4 separate regions of the Homo sapiens genome follow, and all the other regions are linked to region 3. A link is a contact called in ENCODE Hi-C or POLR2A ChIA-PET data. All regions are on one chromosome and are shown on one strand. Each heading gives the region's core, a stretch centred on a gene start or an enhancer-like site at or near the end of the contact. The rest is flanking DNA. Distances are from core to core; before and after follow the strand shown. Region 1 holds the start of TMEM267 (transmembrane protein 267). Region 2 holds the start of C5orf34 (chromosome 5 open reading frame 34). Region 3 holds the start of TTC33 (tetratricopeptide repeat domain 33). Region 4 holds the start of ZNF131 (zinc finger protein 131).

Evidence for each region. A loop is a pair of places that touch in the nucleus more often than their neighbours do. ChIA-PET counts read pairs that join two places held with the same protein, here RNA polymerase II (POLR2A). Pooled maps may share reads with other maps.
Region 1: a map of CD8-positive, alpha-beta T cell shows a loop between it and region 3 (5-fold over the local background). The contact joins the promoter of TMEM267 here to the promoter of TTC33 in region 3. A Hi-C loop is called at or near these places in 2 of 168 maps with a recorded cell type or tissue (CD4-positive, alpha-beta T cell and CD8-positive, alpha-beta T cell) and 8 of 50 pooled maps. POLR2A ChIA-PET finds 5 or more read pairs at or near these places in 2 of 52 experiments (CD4-positive, alpha-beta T cell and CD4-positive, alpha-beta memory T cell).
Region 2: a pooled map shows a loop between it and region 3 (9-fold over the local background). The contact joins the promoter of C5orf34 here to the promoter of TTC33 in region 3. A Hi-C loop is called at or near these places in 6 of 50 pooled maps.
Region 4: a map with no recorded cell type shows a loop between it and region 3 (9-fold over the local background). The contact joins the promoter of ZNF131 here to the promoter of TTC33 in region 3. A Hi-C loop is called at or near these places in 1 of 37 single-sample maps with no recorded cell type and 8 of 50 pooled maps. POLR2A ChIA-PET finds 5 or more read pairs at or near these places in 2 of 52 experiments (activated B cell and activated CD8-positive, alpha-beta memory T cell).

Annotation. Positions count from the first base shown.
Region 1 is chr5:43,482,441-43,485,608 of GRCh38, reverse strand. It overlaps TMEM267 (transmembrane protein 267), which reads left to right and starts at 1,744. Exons shown (of 3, transcript NM_022483.5): 1 at 1,744-1,787. It overlaps C5orf34-AS1 (C5orf34 antisense RNA 1), which reads right to left and starts at 1,690. Exons shown (of 3, transcript XR_007058763.1): 1 at 1,608-1,690. RefSeq lists enhancers at 1,415-1,604, 870-1,713 and a silencer at 1,659-1,889.
Region 2 is chr5:43,513,696-43,517,043 of GRCh38, reverse strand. It overlaps C5orf34 (chromosome 5 open reading frame 34), which reads left to right and starts at 1,896. Exons shown (of 13, transcript NM_198566.4): 1 at 1,896-2,238. LOC124900190 (a long non-coding RNA gene) reads right to left here. Exons shown (of 3, transcript XR_007058764.1): 2 at 1-2,851. RefSeq lists an enhancer at 2,129-2,288.
Region 3 is chr5:40,754,418-40,757,477 of GRCh38, reverse strand. It overlaps TTC33 (tetratricopeptide repeat domain 33), which reads left to right and starts at 1,517. Exons shown (of 5, transcript NM_012382.3): 1 at 1,517-1,654. RefSeq lists an enhancer at 1,494-1,643.
Region 4 is chr5:43,119,230-43,122,298 of GRCh38, reverse strand. ZNF131 (zinc finger protein 131) reads right to left here and starts at 1,385. Exons shown (of 7, transcript NM_001330707.2): 1 at 1,176-1,385; 2 at 122-260. The coding sequence starts at 245. RefSeq lists enhancers at 1-297, 298-866, 1,664-1,723 and silencers at 444-703, 1,134-1,483.

The sequences.
Region 1 (3,168 bases), core at 495-2,994, 2.7 Mb before region 3:
TCCACTAGAACTTGAGCTCCATAGTCATTCTGTAGCACACTGAGAGCACTCTGTTTGTATAAATGAATCAGTAAGCTGGGCACAGTGGCTCACGCCTGTAATCCCAACACTTTGAGAAGCCAAGGAGGGGGGAACACTTGAGCCCAGGACTTTAACACCAGCCTGGGCAACATAGCGAGATGCCCATCTCTACAAAAAACTTAATTACCTGCACGATGGCATGTGCCTGTGGTCCCAGCTACTCCAGAGGCTGAGGCCGGAGAATCCCTTGAGCCCAGGAGGTCAAGGCTGCAGTGAGCTATGATTGCACCACTGCACTCCAGCCTGGGTGACAGAGGGAGACCCTGTCTCAAAAAAAAAAAAAAAAAAAAAAGGAATAAACATCTACAGGCAGTAGACCGACTACAGAGAAAAGAACTACTATTACATTGTTTGGGTTTGCATGAAGCCATCTATGTTGTTCCTCAATAGCTCCATAAAGCCTAGATTATAAGACTTTGTACCACACTGCCAAAAGGGTAATGCCAAATTATTACTGCATTCAGAAGGAGAAAATTTGTCCTTAACATGGCTAAAAGCACTCAAAATTATAAATACATTTGCTGAAAGATACTTTAAATTCTCATTTAAGGTGTGTGGGAGTTAAAAGGTGTTTAATTTTCCCTGTCAGTTGGGTGTTTTACATTGGCTAAGAACCAAGACTGTGACAAGAAATGAGTTCTATGATTGAGAAACTCTAAGATTCTGGGGGTGGCCTAGGAGTTTACTTTGAGATTGAAATTTATTTTCTATGGTCAACTGTATAATTACGATGATACCACCCCTTGCTTTCCATCTGACACTTGGTTTGAGAAACTGTAGGTAGGAAAGGGAAAGAAGAATGTCCCTCCTTGGGCCTCTTCTTTTGGGCCTGTGCTTCCTAGAGTCAAATGTCAAGCTGGTATTTCCTTGGTGCTAAGAGCAACCACCACTCTGAGGCAGAGACGGGATGGGACCTAGCCAAAGTCCCAGTAAACAAACTGTATCTTGTAAGCGCAATTTAATTAGGGTCAAACTATTCTGTATGGACTTGCTTTTTCGACTTCTGAGGATTTAGTAGTCATGATTAAGTGCTGTCACGCTACTGCGATCTACAAACAGTAGCTCCACAACATCCGCCCGCATCGTGGCAAAGAATTATCAAGAAATCCCCAAGGGGGCGGTGAGGAGCCGCCGGTCGGCCAGGTCGCCCGGTCCCTCAGTCTGGTGAAAAGCTCCGTTGCCCACCCTGAGGGCTTCGCGGAAGGAAGTTGGCCGTATCGCTGCACCTTAGAGATGCGACGGCCGAGGCTCCCAGCTCAAGCTTCTGGTAGTAAGGCCTGTGTGCCTGGCATTCGGGGAGGCCACTTTTCTATCCCCAGCTTCCGGGCCACCACTTGGGTGCGTCGTGGGGATGTCGGCAGCTACGTTTGCGGCACAGCTCCGGCTAAACTGAAAAACGAATCCTCAGGTTTGACAAAACTAAACTAAAAAGACACTTTTCTCCTCTCACTCTGACGTCCCAAAAGTTTCCTTTTTAGGGGTCGGGGCCTACGGTGGGCGAGGAGAAACTCGAGGTATCTACCCACCGCACCAAACAACTCATGCGTCGCTTCCTTTCGACTTGGAGCTGGCCAGTATCCCGGCGTCCTCTCGGCCGACGCTGCGGTCTGAGGCCACTCTGGCCGGCAGCCGACGTCTCTATGGCTCCGACCGAGGGGCGGAGCCGCTGCTCGAGCTGCTGCTGGATTGAACTCAGAGAAGCCGGGGTGGGTATGGCTGAGCCGCTGCGTGGGACTGAGGGGAGGGGGCCGGGTGGACGCCGCGGAACTGCGTCCTGAGGTGGGAGACCGGAGGTGGGGGACCACTGAGTCTGATGTCTGGAGGGTCCGGTTGCGGGTCGGAGGGCGTGCTGGAACAGCCGCCACGCGGGAGCCAGGAGCCTCCTGGGTGCGTGTGACCCACGAGCCGGCACCGTCCCGCGGCCCTGGGGTCTGCGAGGAGCCCTGGCGCCGCCCTCCGGCTTCGCGCTTTTTCTAGATCCCTAGAACCCCAGCCCTCCGCCTACGCTCCGCGCCCCTGGCCTTTTTCTGGCCCAGGGTGGGGTTCCGGGAGTCGTGCCGAAGGAGCCCATTGCCGTCCTTAACCGGTTGTAAGAGCCTTTCGTGCCCCGGAGCCTTTGAGGCTTGAATGCTGAGAGTGTGACATGGTCCTTTCCCTGCAGCCTGGCCCATTTTTTTAAATGACATTTGAAAAATTATTGCATCACACCAGACTCAGAAAAGGATGTCTGGGAACTTCTGAGGCTTGAAACATGTTGAAATACAGAATTTTGTTTTATTCGTAATGGGCATAGGAACTAAACATTTTAAGTGCAGACATCTGATGGCTATAAAAAGTTTCAGTGAAAGTAAGCAAGATTTGTGTTTCCTTTGTCAGTTAGTTGCATCAGATTTGGCATCTGCTTTTGATATTTTTCCATTAAAGAAATTAAATATATTAAGTTTACAGCAACTACAGTTCAGTGAAGAAGACTTACTGGTAAAGCATAATAAAGGCGGTTTCTGGAATTTGGACCGTGTTTTGACCTTGGGTTTTTGCATATAATGTGTAAGGTTGGTGGGGAAGAGGGAAAGTTAAAACAGATGACACTTACTTAGAGAATGTATCAGCTCTTATTTGTTTTGACAGAAATAATGTCTAAGAGATTATTAGCAAACAATACATGATAGCGTATAATTAAAGTGACCAGCTAATTATATGTTTGTGGAATTCAGGAAGGAGAAAAGTACTGTTATGTATACTCTGAAGGCCCCAAAGTTAGTGGTATTTGCTATAAGGGGGATGGGGTGTGACAAAGTTTGGCCATTGCAGAAAATGGCTTCTGCGAGTCATAGGGAGGAATTTATAATATGTCAGTTATGTCAGAGAAGCTATCCCAAACAGTATCTTTAGTTCATAGGCTGCGGATTTATTATGTGATTATCTCTTGTATTAGTAAAATGGAATATTTATTAAATACCTTGAGCACACTGGATTTTTAAACATGACAAGTTTAAAAGAGATCACTACTCTTAAGGAACCTTATCAACAAAAGTGAATATGTAAAAGGAGGTTCGGGAGTCCGTTTTATTTGTAGGGGGAGGAATA
Region 2 (3,348 bases), core at 647-3,146, 2.8 Mb before region 3:
TTGCAGGTCCATAGCAACTTCAGTCCTGGCCTCCTCAGAGAAGAAAGAATTTGACTGACAGACATAAAGCAGAAAAGAGACTGAAGCAAGTTCCAGAGTAGGAATGGAGGTTTATTTAAACAGGCATTAGAACAGGAAAGAAAGGAAGGTACGCATGGAAGAGACCCAAGTGGGCATGTGAAGGTTAAAGAGAGAAGGCCAGCCGGGTGCAGTGGCTCACGCCTATAATCCCAGAACTTTGGGAGGCTGAAGCAGGTGGATCATGAGGTCAGGAGTTCAAGACCAGCCTGGCCAAGATGGTGAAACCCTGTCTCTACTAAAAATACAAAAAAATTAGCCGGGTATGGTGGTGGGCGCCTGTAATCCCAGCTACTCGGGGAGGGGGCTGAGGCAGAGAATTGCTTGAACCCGGGAGGCGGAGATTGCAGTGAGCTGAAATCGCGCCACTGCACTGCAGCCTGGGCGACAGAGTGAGACTCCGTCTCAAAAAAAAAAGAAAAAGAAAAGGAGAGAGAGAGAGAGAAGGTCAAGTGCCGCATTTAACCATGATCTTAGGATGGGCTCCCTGCATGCTCAGAGCCCTCTTTACCCTTGGGAAGTGAGCACACACAGTGATTTTATGGATTTATACACATGCCCATCTGAGGCTTTCTTCCTTTTTCCGGTGGAGTGTATCAGAAAAATCATACTTCATCACTTTTGTCTCTTAACCGGCATGCCCAGGAAGTTGCTTCTCTCTGGGGCCTGCATTCAATTAACATTTTGATGTTAACAGGTGTGGGCCATCAGGAAATGGCCTTTCCCTGGCGCTGCCAAATTTTCATTTTTAGAGAGGCCATGTGATAATTGCTGAACCATCACCCAACATTTCTAGTGGGTGGGTGGCAGGGGAGAGCCCTCTCCTGCCTTGCTCATGCCTAACTACCTGTAACAGATTCAGTTCGCCATTTTATAATGTATGAGCATGATCTGTGGTCCCCCAAAACAATTACAGTAGTGACATCAAAGATCAGTGATCACACAGATCACTCTAACAGATACAAAAATAATGAAAAAGTTTGAAATATTGTGGGAATTACCAAAATATGTCAGAGACACAAAGTGAGCACATGATGTTGGAAAAACATGGCACCCATACACTTGCTCCATCAAGGTTGCCTCAAACCTTCCATTTGTAGTAAACTCAGTATCTGCAAAGCACAATAAAATGCACAATAAAACAAGGTATGCCTCTCTATGCTCTCACAAACCTCTGTATTTTATCTTAGAAACACTCACAACTGTAATAAATGATTGTTTATTCTTTCTTTCCAGTTAATCTCTAGCTCTGATCCTCACCCGCAAAGAACTGGGCCACCTTCCCTGCTTTATCCCCACTATGCCTAAACACACAGTGAGTGTTCCATAAACACTTGTTTAGTGGCAATAAATATAGCAGACACATTTATTTGCCACTTTATAAGGAAAAAAGGTGCAGATACATAGACGACCTATTTTCTGATACCAAATTAGGAAGAGTTCTCCATCTTTGGCCAAGTTTTTTTTTTTCTAAACAGCTTTACTGAAGTATAATCGTTTTTTACCTTATTTAAAAATAAGTACCACTCCACTAAAACGCGCTCTGTGGTTAGTTCTCGGCTGGACCGTTCAAAAGGCTGATCCTTACAGCCTTTATTATTAATACAACCAGGTCGGGACTGCTTTTGCGTGGGTCACCAGAAGTAAAAAATCAAAGAGGAGCCAACCCCATTCCGAACAAGGAAACACCCGTCCCCTTCCTACACCAATTCCTGCTCCGCCCTTCGTAGGGAACGCAGCGAGGGCAGCCTCCGGAGTGGAGGGGCGGGACTTCCGGCCCTTCCTGTTGTGGAGGGGCGGGACTTCCTGTCTTCCCTGTTGCGGAGCTCTGAAGCGGCTCCCTGAGGGCGCTGGTTTTGAACTGGTCTTGTGCGGTTTGCGCTTTCTCTTAGTGGTTACAGTTGGCGCTGTCTCCGCTTTCCTGTTTCGTGGCGGGCATCTTGGCCAAAACACTCTCCCTGCCACCTTATTCCTCTAGGGTTGTGATTTTTTTCTTTCACCAAGAAATATCACTCGCTGGTAATTTGTCAAACTGAAGAAACCCCTGAAGAAGCAGTGGTGGGCAGGCGCCGACGCTGCGGCTTCCAGAGCATTTTGGCAAATCAAAGCCAGGGACCGTTGCTGGGCCTCATTTCCGCAACTTTTCGGCTCCGAACTGCTGTGAGTGGAAGACTTTTGGTGGTTGTTTTGATCAGGCTCCTTCTGTAACTAGAGACTATAGCATTTTGAAAGAAATGAGATTCTCATTCATGTCAAGAACAGACTTGTGGATTTTTGAGTGTTAAACATACCCTGACGTAATGTGCTGGGTGATGAGAACGCAAGCGGGAATGAGACTGTAGAGATGAGAATGGCAGTGTGGGTTGGAGCCGGGTTATGGTTTCCTATGGTATGCCAAGAACCTTAGTCATTACACTGTTTGTTGTGTATGCTTGATTATTTAAAATTAGAAAACCGCCTCAGTAAAGCTATTAAAAAAAAGACCTGACCAAAGATAGACTATTTTTCCCAAATTGGAATCAGAAAATGTCTTCCATCTATGTATCAGCACCCGTTTTTTCCCCTAAAATACCAAGTAGACATACCCGATATATACGTGTGTGTTTATATATATATCTGTAATCTATATTGCCATTTGATAAGTACGTAAACAGGTGATGTAAAGCACTTGGTATGGTGTGACTTGTGGAAAGTTACCTATGTCATCAATACTAGAGATGGATTGGAGAGAGAAGAAATTCCAGACAGTTGCAGGAGTTGGAGAGTCTATGGCCTGAAAAAGAGAAAGAGGTAGAGAGAGTCAGGTTCCAAAGACAGAAAATCAACAGGACTTGTTACAGGGGCATGGAGTGGAAAGTCAAGTTTTAGAATATTGGCTGCTAACAATGAGACACCATTAATTCAAATTGCAAATTCAAGAGGAGCAGTTTACTTATTTTTCATCATTCAAATATTTATTGTGCCATTTACTATTTGCCTAATACTGTTTTAGATGCCAGAGATACTGTTACATATAAGACAGATAAGGCCCCTGCTTCGGTTGACTTTATATCCTAGTGGGAGAAAATAAAAAGCAAGTAAATAATCAATTTTGATGATAGATTCTATGAAGAAAAAACTTGAAGAGGGATGACAAATGATTGGGAGATGTTTGGGAGTAACTTTAACTTAGTTGGTCGTTGGGCCCTTGTAGGAGTTACATTTGTGCTGAAACCTTGATGATGATAAAGAACCAGCCTTGTGATTAGCCAAGGAAAAGACAAGGCAGGC
Region 3 (3,060 bases), core at 268-2,767:
GAATAACCGGTTTGTCACTCATCTTAGTAAAATTTGTGTTCCAGGAAAAAAAAGTATTTACTTCAGTTTATAATGCCATCTCACAGTAGCTCTTCTTTGATACGTCATACTTCAATATGCAGCAGAAGTACTTTGTGAGGACTTCCAAGTTTTTACAAAGAATATTAAGTGTCGGAGTGGTTATAATAAAGTAACTTTTACAACTTCATCAGGGATATTCTCTGGTGACAGCGTTCATTTTTCCATTTTTTTTTTTTTTTTTGAGACCGTGCCTTGCTCTGTCATCCAGGCTGGAATGCAGTGGCATGACCTCGGCTCACTGCAGCCTCGACCTCCCAGGCTCAAGGGATCCTCCCACCCCAGCCTCCCGAGTAGTTGGGATTCAGGTGCGTGCCGCCAGGCCTGGCTAATTTTTGTATTTTTGGTAGAGATGGGGTTTCGCCATGTTGGCCAGGCTGGTCTCGAACTCCTGACCTCCCAAAGTGCTAAGATTACAGGCGTGAACCACCGCGCCCGGCCCATTTTTCTTACTGTGAGCGTGTGGTGGTGAAGAGCTCCAGTACGGTTTGGTGTCATTACTGTAATTCCTGTGGAGGGGCCAGCACCTTGACCTACCATTGCTTTTCCACCATCAGTGCAAATGTCAGCATTGTGCAAAGGGCAAATCACGTCTTCATATTAGTATGAAAATAATTTTGGCTTTGAAAGGGTGTCATTGACCCTCAGGACAATCGTTGGTCGACATCAGTGGTTCTCAACGGGGCAGGGTGGGAGGGATAGTTTTTCTTCCAGGGGAAATTTCACTGGGGAAACCATTGGCTGTCACAATCGACTGGTGGTGACATCCCGTGGACAGAGACCAGAGATGCTGCTAAGCACCCTACAATGCACAGAACACCCCGTCCCCCAACAAAGCATTATCCAGTTTGAAATGTTAATGGTGCTGAGGCTGAGAAAGTATGACTTCCAAAAATGAGTCTTTTGGGCAGGAGAGTTGGAGAAATTAACAATCTTGATTACCTTTATTACATGTGCTCGTTTATTTTCAAGACATGATGCACAGCTACGTTCTGGCTGTAATTCTGCCTTCTGGGTCCAACTCACTTGTAACTTTAACGTGAAGCCTGCAGTTCAGCCTCGAGCCTCCCTGACTAGCCTCCCCGCCCGGCCGCCTCGAGCCCTTTATAACCGAATTTTGCCTCTCTGTTCTCTGCGTCTGGCCGACCTCATCAGCTAGGCTATAAACCCCTTCGGGGAAGGAGCATATCCTAATCCTTTGAATCCCGTAAAATAAGTTTTCCCCTCACCTTGTTCCCCACTGACGGGACGCGAGGCTGCGCGGTACCGCGGGGGCGGCTCCTCTCGGTGCGCTCTTCAGCCCGCGCAGCCTCATTTTCCCGCGCTCGTGCGCTGCGGTCACTCAGGGCTGCTGCTAGAGGGCGCGCCCAGCCGCGTGGCCCTGACTACTACAAATCCCAGAAGGTCATGCAGTGGGGGCGGCCGCGGTGACTTCTGGGATTTGTGGTCCCGGAGAAGAGATTGGCGGAGGGGAAAGACTGAGTCGTCTTTCCTTTGCCCGCTTCTGTGGACTGTTCGAACGCCCAGGGGTGGGCCAAACCCGTTTCTTAGGAAACCAGGAATCCAGGGAAGGCAGGTAGGAATTTGGGCGTGATAATTTCTGCTTCCAGTGGGAAAGAATGTAAACACGGGGCCTTGGGAGCCGTTATCGGGTAACTGGGGCTGCCCGGTCGGCGGTGGAAGCTGAGGAAGAGGAGGAAAAAGAGGCGAGTGGGTGTTGTGATTAGGGGAGAAAGGACCTTCGGAATAGGAGTTGAAACCCGACGGGATCCGGCAGAGCCTGGTCGCTAGGGTTGGTCTCCAGGGACAAGCGAGTCTGAGGGTCGGGCCCGCCGTGGCACCTTCGCGGAGCTGCGCGGCCGCAACCTTCCCTGAGCGGTGGGACGGGCGGGACGAGCCGGCCGCTCCCCGCTGGAGAGGTGTCTGCGGCCCGGGGCGGTCCGTGAACGCGCAGGTGACGTCCGGGGCAGCCTTTCTGAGCGTTTTTATTATTGTTGACCGATGAAGGGAAAGTCACTAATACTGGTTTTTCTCTTGCGGTGGCGTTTTTGGGTAAATCGTTTCTTGGATTCCTCACCTCTGAATACCTCCTTTTACCCAGAAGGATGCTGTTGTGATTTCCTGATCTTGTTCATGTAGTGGTTTTTCCCTTTGGGTGCTGCATCCTCAGACACACTCAAGACAAGCCCTCTCTGGCGGCTGGGTAAATGTGAAGCCGTCGCCAGTTGTTGAGCGCCTACTATAGGGATCTTTGTAACAGTACAGGAATTTAGAATACAGCGTCGTTGTTTAGAATCGTTATGCCATTCCTGAAATATAATCCTATATAAAAGGTTGAATTTGTCTGGTTTCATGAGTTTAACATGAAACCGGTGTGGATTGTGGTTTACTCTCATGGTTTCTTACTCTGGTAAAAAAATGTTAAGTCTAGGATGTTGAAGCCTCGTGCTTCTAACTAGACTCAGGAAAGCCTCCTTCATAAGAAGTTTTAATTTCATGTTCAGATAGTCATAGAGGAACAATAAACTCGTTCGGCTTAAGATATCTGAAACAACTGGGAATGTTAAATTTTCTAATGCAGAAAGTGCTTTGCATGCTCTAGGATTCACATACCTTTTTAAGCCTGGCTAAGTTTTCTTCAAAGCTTAAGTCCTCCAGAAAGCCTCAAGTGTCTCTTCTCTGATGTCATGGCATCCTTTGTTTACTCTCTTGTAGCACATATCGTGTATGAAATTGACTGTACTCTGTGGTTTCCAGACACTTTTGAAGAAAATATAAAACTTTGCTAATGGCCTTGATAACAGATTCATGCTTTTACACAGTAGTGGGCCCTTGATACTACTGTTTGGTATCTCTATTTTTCCTTTGTTGCTTTTCCTTATCTCCACAGTGACTATTTTAGTCTTTTCCCTTTTTCTCAAGAACTCAGATCTGTTATTTTCCTTTTACTTTGAGCAGATGACTAGCCGCTGTTTGCTGGAG
Region 4 (3,069 bases), core at 136-2,635, 2.4 Mb before region 3:
TTTGGTAGGGAGACCATAGAGGATGGGTTAAAAAAAAAAAAAAAAAAAAAAAGGCGGGTGTCCGAAGGACAGAAAAAAACTGAAGCCAAAAATTCGCTCCTCTGCCCACTGCCCTACCCACCGTCGACAATTAGGGTGATGTCAGTAAACCGGTCCTGCTCTCGCTGTTCATTCAATCGGTCGAGGATCATTTTATGATGTTCAGGGAACTCCTGAAGGCATTCCATCGTCTCTTCAGCCTCCATGGCCGTCGGGCTGCTCTACAAAAGAAGAGCATGATAATGTACACCCATGAGCTCGAGCCGAGGAACAAAACCCCTAAAGCATAAAACAACAACAAAAAAAACCAGCAACGTGAAAAGAAGGGGGGAGGGTGAAGCAAGAGGAGAGAAAGGCGAGGGAAGAAAGGCGAGCCGAGCGGCCCCGGAGCGTTGAGACCGGAGCCGCGGCCGCGGGACTCCGAGCCTGACCTAATTGGAGTCGGGAGACGCGAGCTAGAGCGGGGTGGGCACAGCGCCGGAGGTTCCGAGCGCCAGGGCGCGCAAGTCCAACAAGGGAGGGGACTCGACAGCCGTGGCGGTCCTCTAACGGCCCGCCAAGCCCTTCTGCCCGGCCGGGGCTCCCACCGCCCCGGGACCCGGTCCGGCCCGCGACCCACAACGACTCTCGGGTCGCCTCTCCCTCCCCCGCCCTCCCTCTTCTCCCCCGCCCCGACCGGGCCGGCACTCACTGAGGGAAGGAGGAGCGGCCCAGGCTTGCGCGTCACTTACGTCGACGCACACCGTCACCGCGTCGAGCTCCGGCTGACGCGGACGCCTTCCGGGCGCCGACCAGCAAGGGAACGGGCCACGCCCCTACCCACACCCCTCAGTGGATGGGCGGGGCCGAGCGCGGGGATTTGGCGCTCACGAAGGGCGAGGGCTTGCTCTCTGAGAAGAAACCGGGCAGCGGTGGGCTTGGGCTACTGCAGAGCCTGGCAGGGCCAGAAGCTGGGAACCTAAGTCATTGCCCTTCAACCTCTCACCCTCCCCAGCTTGACTCCAGGGGCGGACACTTCCCGACCCGAGCCCGGAATGAACTCGCCAACCGTCCTCACAGCCCAGCTACTGCGCGGCCCCTCCCGCCCCGTCCTGCCCCGCCCCCTTCCTTCCGAGACCTGGGTTGGCCCGCCTTACCTAGCTCGTGGGTCGCCCTCCTTCCTCTCCGTCCCTCAGAGCCTCTTGTTCCGTGCTTTCCCCTCCCAGGGCATAATGCGCCCCACGCCTTTCCTGACCCCTAACCCGTGGGTCGCCCTCCATTTTCTTCGTGAGAGCCGGGGCTCCCCTTCTGCTCGGGCCCCGCTGGCGCACGTGCGTTCGGTTGGGCACCCGGGCGGCCGCGGCCCCGGCAGCGGCAGCTACGGGCGCGAGCACGTTCGGGCCGCCCGGAATCTTCCTCCGCGAAGCGCGCCCTCCCCGCGCCCTGCCGCAGCACGTGCTTGCTGGGCTCAGGACCTGGAGCTGCTCAGAATTATTTACACCGGATCCCGTTAGTGCAGGCCTTCCCCACTCCTTTAAAGAGTCCAGGCCGGCGCGGTGGCTCATGCCTGTAATCCCAACACTTTGAGAGGCCTGGGCGGGTGGAGCACATGAGGTCAGGAGTTCGAAACCAGCCTGGGCAACATGGCGAAACCCCGTCTCTACTAAAAATACAAAAATTAGCCGGGAATGGTGGTGGGCGCCTGTAATCCCAGCTATTCGGGAGGCTGAGGCAGGAGAATAGCTTGAAGCGGGGAGGTGGAGGTTGTAGTGAGCTGAGGTAGTGCCACTGCATTCCAGCCTGGGCGACAGAGCGAGACAACGTCTCAAAAAAAAAAAAAAGTCCAGTGACCCACAGTCAGCTGCATGTGACTGCTTCCTTAATTCCTCCAAAGAAATATTATATATAAATACATTTTGAGGATAATTCTATAATTGAGATTTACTTATTTTTTTCTCTCAAAGAACTTGAGAATTGGGATTACGGAGGAACTCAAATAGCTATATGGTAATAATGTCATCATAACTTCAACAGATATGTATTGAGAATCCTAGTACTAGACACTGAGAAGTCCAGCTGTGAACAAGGTATATGTGGTTTCTGCCTTTCTGAATCTTAAGTCTAGTAGACTGCATAGATATTTTGAACAGTAATTGCCTAGGTGCTTGCTGATGAGTTTTGCAACACCTGAAGAACGAAGTAACTGGGTGTCAAGGAAAGCCAGTTGACCTGTAAGAAGAGATGTGGGCGGGCGCGGTGGCTCACGCTTGTAATCCCAGCACTTTGGGAGGCCGAGTTGGGGAGGAGGAGTTCAGCCCAGGAGTTTGAGGCCAGCCTGGGCACATAGCGAGACCCCATCTGTATTAAAACAAAAAATGTTTTTAAGTGATGTGAAGTCTAAGTGTTCTTAGCCAAAAGTATAGCACATGCAAAGGCACCAAGATTATAGCATTCAGGAAACTGAAACAATGTTGCTGGATAGACGCACAAGGGTGCCTTATAAAAAGTGTTGAAGATGTCAGATTTTCTTTTTGCAAGGGGAAGCCTTGCCGCATGGTGACATCCTAAGATGTACTTTTTAAAGAGATAATTCTAGCCCCAATATGGAGAACAGATTAAATGGGACAAGCTGCTAGGAATAGAGATCAACTGGGAGACTGTTAGTAATGTAGATGAAACCATGGGGGAAAATGGAATTAGAGAGCTGGTCAGAATCTAGAGATAGGCTGGGCGCAGTGGTTCAGGCCTGTAATCCCATCACTTTGGGAGGCCCAGTCGGGGAGGATCGCTGGAACCCAGGTGTTCAAGACCAGCCTGGGTGACATGGTGAAACATCGTCTCTACAAAATACAAAAAAATTAGTGATGGTGTGCACCTATTGTTTCAGCTACTTGGAAGACTGGGGTGGGAGGATCACTTGAGCTCAGGGAGGTTGAGGCTGCAGTGAGCTAAGATGGTGCCACTTCACTCCAGCCTGGGCAACAGAGTGAGACCCTGTCTCAAAAAAAAAAAAAAAAATCTAGAGATAGAACCAACATTGGCTGTAAAGCA